2 separate regions of the Homo sapiens genome follow, and region 2 is linked to region 1. The links are chromatin loops, found by intact Hi-C in ENCODE. Cell type or tissue: chondrocyte. All regions are shown on one strand.

Region 1 (5,000 bases):
AAATTTATCCCTAATCTTTTGATTTACAGATTGGTGTGGATCTGTTATTAAGTGTTTTCTTTTTTTTTTTTTAAGTTATCTTGTTTCCTGACTCCTGAATTGAAGAGTGTTTCTTCTATGAATTTCTTTTCTTACAGAAATAAAATTGAAAGAACTTTTAGAGAACTGACATGTTAGACACAGTCTTGAGCTTCATAGAGATCACAGTCTGTCAGGGGAGAAAGAGGACGAAAATAAGCAATTTCAGTACAGGGGAGGAACATTTCAAAAGGGGAATGTGGGGTGCTAGGAAGGAGGGAGATGCATGAACTTAACACACCTGTCACTTCTGAGCAACTGGTACTTCCAGCAGCCCCTCCTGCTGCCCCCTCCATGCTTCCCTCTGAAAGCAACACCTAATAAGCCATTAATAAGTCAGAAGAAAAGGTTTGCCATGAAGAAAAGGCTCTAAGTATATTTCTTTTAGTTTCTTGAAATTTTCAAGTCTGATTTTAGGAAGTTGCCATAACTTGAAAAATTTCAAACACTGCATGAGCATCTAGCAAAAGCTTGTAAAATAAAATGAGTGCTCATCACATTTAGAGGAATTATAAAGGCAGCTGTGATACAGGAAAAAGAGCCCTAGTCTTGGAGAGTGGAGCTGTGTATGTGCCCTGGTTTCAGGTGCTGTATGATGATATCAGGCATGGCACTAAACTACGATGAGCCTCAGCTTCTTCATCTGTAAACTGGGGATGAGGACACCTACCTCCCAGGATGGTAGAAGGACTACATATGATTGTACTAGATACAAAAGTAAAACAGTGAACAAACAGATGAAGATTGTTTATCTGGGAGTTTAAAACCCAGAATCTTCCAAACAACAGAATGCTGAAAATAGTAAAGACTAGCTAAGGTTTAAAAGACTAGCATTTATTGAATCCTTACTGTGTCTAAGCATGGAAGACATTTTATCTCATTTAATTCTCATAACCTGTGAGATAGATACTCTCATCATCTGCATATTACAGGTGAGAAAACTGAGGCTCAGAAAAGTGAAGTAATTTGTCCCATATTCCCAAACTAGCTAGTGTCAAAGCCTGACTTTTTGACACTGGATGTTTTGAGCTCAGAGCACTTTTTTTTTTTTCTTGGACATTTTGAGCTTAGAGCACATCCTCTTTTATGTTATATTCCTGTGCTTGTGTGTATTATCTCATTTAAAACGCACAATCCTATGTGGCCTGTATATTATTCCCATTCAGTATGTGAGGAAACTAAGTCACAGAGAGAATAAATAACTTTCTCAAGGTCACCAAGTAAGTAAACTGGAGTCAGGTTCAAACTCAGGCAGCCTGACTCCAGGGCGCTTCAACCACAATGCTAATGGAATTATTCTAAAATGATTTTAAAAACAATCATTCATTTTCAAAATCATGGTATCGGAATGCGTGAAAAAAGACTTGCTATGGCACAGAGAACATTGTAATGGGGTAACCCGCCAGGCTAGGAATGACCCAGGTATGACCACTGGTCATGGCACAAGGCCCTTTCTGAGCAATATAGGCAGGGCAGAGCCTGCCATGATGGAAATCACAGTAACATCATGGAGGTGGCGCTGGTAAAAAAAAAACCAGCTCTGCCCGATGTGCATCGATTACAAGACCTGGTGGCGAACATATGTTTTACAGCCCTAAATTGCATTCGTGCAAATATTTATCATCCATCCCCTGCCAAATCCGCATAATGGAAAAACAAACCAAAGGAAAACCTCCAGAGGATGTGAAGGCTATATCAAGTCTCTTGCCAATTGTTGTGCTCTTTGGGCGTAATATATCTAAATCTTAGTAATTCCAGGATTTCCAGTAATCTGGAATATCCGCTACCCTGTCCTGAAAGCCCTCCTCCAGCAGTGGGCCGCCCAACTTGAGTTCGCTCAATTTCCTCTTTCACCTGCAGGTGGCAGCACGAGTGCCGATCGCTGTCAGGCGAGGGCGCTCAGGGGTGGGAGCCGAAGAGAGTAATTTAGGGATAGAGGTGAGAACGGAGTTAGACACAAAAGTAAGATCACATGAACTCCGACTTCGGATGGAACACATCATCCATTTAAACCCTCGAGCCGAGCTCAACTGGAAACTCCACCTAAGTAAGCGTCGTGGGCCCTGGAGCCCCGCGGCTCAGGGCAGGCCGGGGCGGGGCGGACGCAGCGCGGTTTGCCCGCCTGTGCGGAAGCCTCCGCAGTCCGCGGCTGGCAGGGCCTGGGGCGGTCTTTCGCGTGGGTGTCCGTCCCTCCGCAGCCGTACTGCCGGCGCCAGGGCCGGCTCTGCACATTTCGTAAGGCCTTACATGGCTGCACCCCCCCCGCCACCGAGGACCTGAGCCCGCCGGCCGCCCTCCCGCGCTCTCCCGCCTGGGGACTGCGAGCTCCGCGCTGCACCTCCAAGCGGGGGACGCCTGCGGACTCCACCAAGCTGCCTTCCCCCGTACTGCTGTCCCCTGTGGGAGCAGAGGAATCCGACCCAGGTCTGCAGGCGAGGGACAGGAGGCTTCTTTAGACCTGACAGGGTGCGGGTTATTTTGTCCCTCACCTTTCCTGCTCAGGGACCTGTCCTCCTCCGTCTCGTTCCATGCCTTCTCTCCTCCTCTTAAAGGATGCTAATCACATTCAAGCCAAAAGATTAGAGACTTTTCTGTGTCCTTCGTCAGGAATGCTTGGATTTGTTAGGAAGGGAACTGGATACAACTTCATGAGATATAAGGGTGTAATTTCAGACATGTGCGTTTCTTTCTAGGATTATTTAAATTACACCTCAACTCACAATCGGCTCATGCCTTACAACCATCTGTGGCTAAGAGGCAAGTCGGACTTCCTGGTAAACCCTCTTCTCTTAGGTGAAGCATGGAGCTGTGACCTTATTAACCTGAACAGCAATTGGGAGCCTCAAAATAGAAAAAGCAAAAACTCAGGAAAGTTTATTTATTTATTGTTAAGACAGAGTCTCACTCCATCACCCAGTCTGGAGTGCAGTGGCGTAATCTCGGCTCACTGCAACCTCCGCTTCCCGGGTTCAAGTGATTCTCATGCCTCAGCCTCCCGAGTAGCTGGGATTACAAGAGCCCACCACCACGCCTGGCTAGTTTTTTTTTTTTTTTTTGGTATTTTTAGTAGAGACAGGGTTTCGCCATGTTAGCCAGGCTGATCTCGAACTCCTGGCCTCAGGTGATCTGCCCGCCTCAGCCTCCCAAAGTGCTGGGATTACAGGCATGAGCCACCATGCCTGGCCAGAAACTTCTTTAATCAACATTGATTTTCCAGGAATAGAAGTTGTATAATAGAGAAAGCAGCACCTGAGTAGGGCCTTAGAGTCTAGAAGGTGCTTTCAGTTACAGGCTTGGGAGACACCCATTACTCATATGGTCTTCGATAGGTAAGTATTAATCCCTGGTGTTTGTAGTCATGATAATTACCACTTGTGAACAATGTAGCTGGTGTCCATTGTCCTCCACCAGTACTGCAAGACAAAGAGTCATTAACTAAGTAGATGACACACTCCTCTTAGTTTACACTCCGTCCCACTTGCCCCCCACCTCCATGAAAGCAGGTATGATTATTCTCCTGTAAAATTATTTTTCCTCCTACTTTCCTGACCTGAATTCAACTGCCTTTCTGTCTGCTCAACCTTCTGGTGAAGATTTCTGCCTCTGCCCCTCCCCATCTCACCTTCTAATTCCTACAGACTCCTCCCTAGATTGACCACCCGGGAATGACTGTCTAGATTATACATTATGAAATTTGATTATAGTTGATTAAACACATTGTTAAATATTGCCCTGACTTGTTTTCATTCTACTTTCTGAAAGTATAATCTGAACTAGCTGTGAGCTTTGAGAGAACAGGAACCATATTGATTAATCCTAGGCTTAATAAGATGTATTAAAAAGAGACAATAAATATTTAACAGTTGAGTATGAAGATGAAACTTTATTGATGAGAAACAGGAAATGTCATCCACTCAATCTTTCCATTAAAGTTTCCTGAGTTTCAACTTTGTGCCAGATCCTGTGCTGGACAGTGTAGAGGAAATTAAACATGAGGAAGACATGGTCCTGCCCTGATTTGTAGGAGATAAAGCATTCACACAGCTCACCAGAAGGCAGTATAAATGCCTCAGAGTGCTGGAAGCAGAGCGCTACCATTCAGAGGAGCAAGAAGAGAGCTCCTGTGGCTGGTGGTCAAAGAAAAGTTCACAGAGAAAGCAGCACCTGAGTAGGGCCTTAGAGTCTAGGAGGTGCTTTCAGAAGGCAAAGATGTTGTGTCAAAGTTAGGCAGAGGGAAGAGTAGGAGCAAAATTAGGAGGGGAAATAAGTCGTAAAATTTATATGGGAAAACCAAGCAATGCAGTTTGACTGCAGTGATGCAATAAAAGTAGTAAGTGATATTTATCAAGAACCTACTGTATGCTGGATATTATTTACTTTATATATATATTTTTCATCTTATCCTCATAATCACACATGAGGTAGATGCTGCTAATACTACCATTTTATGGATGGGGAAGCAGAGGCTCAGATGACTTAAATAATTTACCCAAGGCTATAGCACTACTAGGTTGGGATTCGACTCTGGAGCCATGCTATTCCCCCTCCAAGATATGTGTGGGAAGAAGAGAGAAGTGAGATTAGGGAAATTGTTTGGCAGGTCCTATTAAATTGTACCTTAAATGTCAGAATTCAATTTGGTTAAGTAATAGGGAGCCACTGAAGATTACTGAACAGGTAAGTCACCTAACTAAAGTCAGACTTTAGGAAGATTGATTGGTAAGATGGATTGGAGAGAACAGAGACAGAGGAGGAGGAGAAAAGACCAAGTAGGAGGTGAATGCAAATGGGAGATGAAAATTGTTGACCCTATTCACAGTCTGAATGGAGCAGTGAGAATCCAAAGTAAGAAATTGTCATGGGAGACATGTCAGAAGTAGATTCTTTAGGGCTTGGTGACTTGGTGAAGTGGACGGTGAAGG
Region 2 (5,000 bases), 130 kb after region 1:
GGGTGAGGTTCCCTGGGCATCCTGGGATTTGGCAGTCAGCTCTTTGCCCCTCATATACAGACCCTGGGCTGTTGAGTGTGTTCCTTCCTGCTGAGCCCAGGGTGCCCTGGGTTCTTCACGAAGCCCAGGGGGATTCTGCATGTGCAACCCATACCCTCCATCCCACCTCTTGAACAGCCGTTGCCTTATCCACGTCAGGAGTCAGGAGTCTTGGCCCTGTTCCTGTGAACAGAGAATCTCATTTCCCCTAAAATGCTGCCCTCTTTTAGGGGTGGTCACTCATTTTGTTTGCAGATGGATCTCTAAGCATTTCCCGGACATTCTTTCCTGCCTTGGTTAAATCTTATCTCAGCGTTAACCAGGAGAGTGAGTCAGGCTCTGAGAAACTGGCTCTGGAAGCCCTTGGGGCCCACCCACCTCCTGCCCACTCAGCCTTCCTGCCTTTCCACCATTTCTGCCCTGGATGCTTGGAGGTGGTCCATGTTCTTAAAAGGCCTTTTTCCCAATCCCTTCCTTCTGGCATCTCCATATTGTCTGAAGGAATAAAGCCAGATGAACCATCTGACAGCTTTAATTAGGGTTAAATGAGGGCATTCGAAACTGCCACTTTTCCTTCTTTCCCATTTGAGGGACTTCCTCTTCCTGCTTCCTGTTTCCTCCCAAACTTTTCTGTCTCAGTCCCCTCCATGAAGTCCTGTAGCCTCTTCCCATCAGCTCTGTGTGTAGTAACTCAGGCCACCCTCAAGCTGCCCTCCAGGTAGGTCCTGTTATTATCTATTATTCAAATGAAGAGACCAGGCACAAAATAGGATAGTACCTTGCCCCAGGGCAAGCCAGAATCCAGACCCAGGCAATGTGACTCCAGAGCCAGTGCCCTTAACCCCCAGCACAAAGCTGCTGGGACAACTATGTTTCAGTTTCACTTATGTTTCAGTTTCATGGGGTTATGAGTCAGGTATCAGCTGGGAAGGGACCTTTGGGACCATGTAGTCTAAACAAACCCTTCATTTTACAGTTAAGGAAACCAGATGTTGTGTACTAAGGGACCAGCCCAAGCTCACATAGGATAAGCCCCAGATCTGGAACCCAGTTTCTTGATCCCCATCATGTTTTTTTAAAACACAGTTTGTGCAGCATGAACTCTTATCATTTTAGGTGTCAGTTTCCCAAGATCAAAGGCAGGATTTACTTAGCTGTATCTAGGGGGATGCCCTAATTGTCCAAACTGGGCCGCTTTTGAAAATGGAGGAAAGCACTATCAGTAGTTATGCCATGACCACAGGTGTAAACTGAGATTGTCTTGGGTAAGCAGGGAAGTGTGGGTACCTTGCCTGTGGTGGGTGTGATCTTGGGGTGGATGGGGCAGACTGGGACAGACCCAGAGGTATTTGATCCAGCAAGTGGACCGCTGGCAGCAGACAGGAGTGGGGAGTTCAGATGCCACTGTGGGGCAAGAGGCTCAGAGGCAGATTCTGGTCCCTGGCCTGGGGCTGTCGAGGGGTAGGCAGAGTCTGACTTCTAGGGACCTAGCATCCTAGGCAGGGCAGACAGGTGGACTGGGAGGAAACCATGCTGCTGCGGGGATCCCATGCAGTGTGGGCGCCAGCCTGAAGAGCAAGGCCCGACACAGAGCACCTGGTCAGTCGGGAGTAGCCAGCTCTTCCCCTTCACCAAGTTACTTGTCAACTTTTCTCTTTGGTGTTCCCATAGCCCCTTGTGTATAACTATAACAAAGGTTTCTTGAGCACCTATTATATCCTAGTATTGAGATAGCTGCTGCTATGACTGCAGAGAGGCCATTTATGCTGGGCTATGGAGGGTCAGTGGGAGTTTGTTAGACAAGGGGAGGGGACATTTTGGGCAGTGAGGCCAACACATACACATTTCTAACCATTTCAAGACAAACACTCCTCAGATTCACATTGATGTATGTGATTTAAGTGATTGTAAATCCATATTTTATTAATGTAAAGGAAACTGCCTACTGTTCTGCCCTTCCTGTCAGTTTGTAATTACTTGTTAATGTATCTGTCTTCTGCCAATAGACTCAGCCCCTTCCTGGCAGAGGCTGGTGTCTCCTTTATCCCAGTATCCTCAGTGCCCAGCCCTGGCACACTCAACTTGGCACTCAGTCAATATCTGTTGGCAGGTGAACTGTGCCAGGGTCACATGCATCTGGGACATAATCCCCCTTTGCTCTGCTGCTCCGCAGTCAGAACAGAATGTCTGAGGACAGGAGGACCCTGGGCCGGGTGTCCCAAATGCCCATCTCCTGGACCCTGGACAGGTGCTGCTGCCTAAGGTCTGTCTGGCTGTAACTTGATGCAGCTGAGACTGAGAACTGGAAGAACAGGAAGCCCTGTGACTCACAACCGCTGCAACAGGATCCTGGAGGAGTGGCCCGTATGCCTCCCTGGTCAGCTCTGCGCTTACCCGCTGCCTCGGGTTTGTGAGTCTGCAGTGTGTCAGAGCTGGCATTGGCCTGAGGTGGCATGGCTGCCCTGGCGAGGACAAGTTCCTTGTCCCATCTGAAGAAGTGGCATAGGAGATCTGAGTTTCGGTTCATGGGCTTTCAGAGGACAGGAGACTTACAGAATCCATGTTCTGCTGTGTGTCTTCCCCCCGGCTCATCTTTTTTTCTTTTATCAGAAACATCTGGCCCTGCCCTGGCAACTTTGTAGAATAAACTTGCTGCTCTTTGTACAGCCTCAGCCTTCCCAGGAGGAGTCTGTGAGGGCATTATTATTAATGAGGTCACTGACAGCAGTTGCTTGGCTTTCCCAGGGTGGGCACACCTGTGCCCTAGGTTAGGGCACTCGGCTGGTCACTGGATGCTATGGGTCTTCAGGGACTAGGCCTGTGATTTGGGGAGGCTTCTCCAAGTCTTGGTTTCCTTGTCAGAGAGTTGTGGTAAAACACTGGCAAAGGAATAATGCAAAAATATGAAATTCTTTTGAAATTAAGTTGCAAGCATGTGTCAGCACAGAGTCACTGGAAGTCTTTGTGTGGCCAGATTTAAATGATGGATCTCTCTTTGTTTGGCCTCTTTTGACCTCTTTAATCTTCTTTGGCTCTTTGACTGTGTATAGTGGGTAAACTTGGGCCAAGTCAGTGCAACCTGCCTTTTTTTTCCAGCGTCTTTTGAATTGAAGTATAATGCACATGGGAAACTGAAAGCAGCAGGTAACCACCATCCAGATCCAGTAACAGATCATTACCTGAACCAGCCCCGTGTTCTCCTACCCACCACCACCATCAAGTGTAATCACTGTCCTGACTAACAGCATAGGTCTGTTTTTGTACTTAATATAAATAGACTCATACAGGATATAAAAGATGCCATTTGTGTCTGGCATTTTTCAGCCAGTGTTTTACTGTATTTTGAGATTCATCTATGTGGTTGCATGTAGTGGTAGGTGGTGCATTCTTGTTGCTGTATACTATCTCTTGCACCACTCTGGCTTGTTTTTGTTTTTAAGAGACAGGGTCTTGCACTGTTGCCCAGGCTGAGTGCAGCAGCGTGATCATGGCTCACTACAGCCTTGACCTCCTGGCTTCAAATGATCCTCCTCAGCCAAAGTATTAGGATTACTGGTGTGAGCCACTGTGCCCATCCCACCACCCTGTTTTGACTGTGGTTGATTTAAAGCAGACGAAAGTAGTCATAATAAGGCCCCTGACTTCCAGAAGGTATGGTCCTTTCTAAGTTTCTGTCAAAGGGGCCAAATAGGAGTGTTGACCTAATATATAGATGACCCGATTGTATCTTCAGGACAAGAACATGCATGTTAAGAAAGGTGAAGTTCAATCAGTTGGTCTTCTAGGGTCTAGAAACTAAAAGGTAGGATTTTTAGCTGTGGTCATCTAGGGCACCTGGAGAGACGGTTCTAGATAATCAATTAGAAATATCCCAAGACTGGGGAGACAAAGTTCAGCTGTGCCACAGGCATCCTGCATCCTTTGCTTTGATGCTTCTATGCTTGTGGAGTAACTTTCTTATCCTATGTGATCACTTGAATTCAGCCCTCTACCAGGAGGGTGTGCCCTGCAGACACAAGTGATGAACATTTGCTTATTCATGTATTATGTATTTTCTGCTTGCTTACTAAAAGGATTTAGTGATTTGGTTCAGCTTTCAGTAAAAAGATTTCTAGAACGAGAGTCATCAAACTGGCGAGATGATTACTGAAAAACTTGACAGGCCAGGTGTGGTGGCTCATGCTTGTAATCCCAGCACTTTGGGAGGCCAAGATGGAAGGATTGCTTAAGGCCAGGAGTTTGAGACCAGTCTGGACAACGCAGTGAGACTCTGTCTCTACAGAAAAAATAAAATTAAAAAAATCAGCTGGGTACGAGGGTGCATACCTATAGTCTTAGCTACTTGGGAGGCTGCAGTGGAAGGATCATGAGCCCAGGAGTTTAAGGCTGCAGCCTAGGAGTTTGAGGCTGCAGTGAACCATGATTGCGTCATTGCACTCCAGCCTGGGCAGCCGAGCAAGACTCTGTCTCTAAAGTTAAACAAACTTGACGAAGCTCCAAGCTTCCTGACAGTCAAGGCAAAAAGGATAGTTAGTTCTCTTTGAGTCAGTCGTTTTCATCCCATCGGCCTATAACAGGTAGCACAGTGTGTCTGGGCAGCCAGACTTTCTCCTGACACTAACCCTTACTGGGGACTGAATGGCTAGGGAAGCATTAGTGAAAGACACAGCAGCTTTACCTGGTGCAGTGGTCTTTATAGTCTTTCCTGTGAGCCCTTGATTAAAAGTGATAGAACTAAACCTATGAAGCATTTCATGGGGAGCTAATGTAATGTTGTGAAGGTGAGGAGCTTTCTGTTCCTGGAATTGGTAATTTCCCAGGGTCTTAGGGGCTTGCCCATGCCTCCTGAGCCTTTTCACACTGCTGTCTCTAGGTAAGCATTTATCTGCTAAGGTGGCTGAGCTCCAAAAGTATCCCCTTTGATTGCCAGTCTCTCAGGCCACTTAAATCTGTGACACTTC

The links. A loop is a pair of places that touch in the nucleus more often than their neighbours do. Peaks named below come from ENCODE experiments on the same cell type or tissue, not always from the same donor. Only the 100,000 strongest peaks of a DNase experiment are listed, where the experiment ranks them.
Region 2: a loop joins it to region 1, with 2.7 times the contacts of the local background. A loop is called at or near these places in 33 of 110 quality-filtered maps.

Annotation. Positions count from the first base shown.
Region 1 is chr2:74,713,251-74,718,250 of GRCh38, forward strand. LOC102724497 (a long non-coding RNA gene) reads left to right here and starts at 2,049. Exons shown (of 3, transcript XR_427047.5): 1 at 2,049-2,125. RefSeq lists a silencer at 2,176-2,435. In chondrocyte, CTCF peaks have their summits at 1,938 (motif pointing right) and 2,176; a DNase peak (open chromatin) is centred at 2,356.
Region 2 is chr2:74,843,196-74,848,195 of GRCh38, forward strand. The region is part of intron 1 of HK2 (hexokinase 2); the gene reads left to right. Among named protein-coding and RNA genes, the nearest start is that of HK2, 12 kb to the left of the region's middle. RefSeq lists a silencer at 2,107-2,401. In chondrocyte, no CTCF peak of the experiment used is centred here; a DNase peak (open chromatin) is centred at 2,421.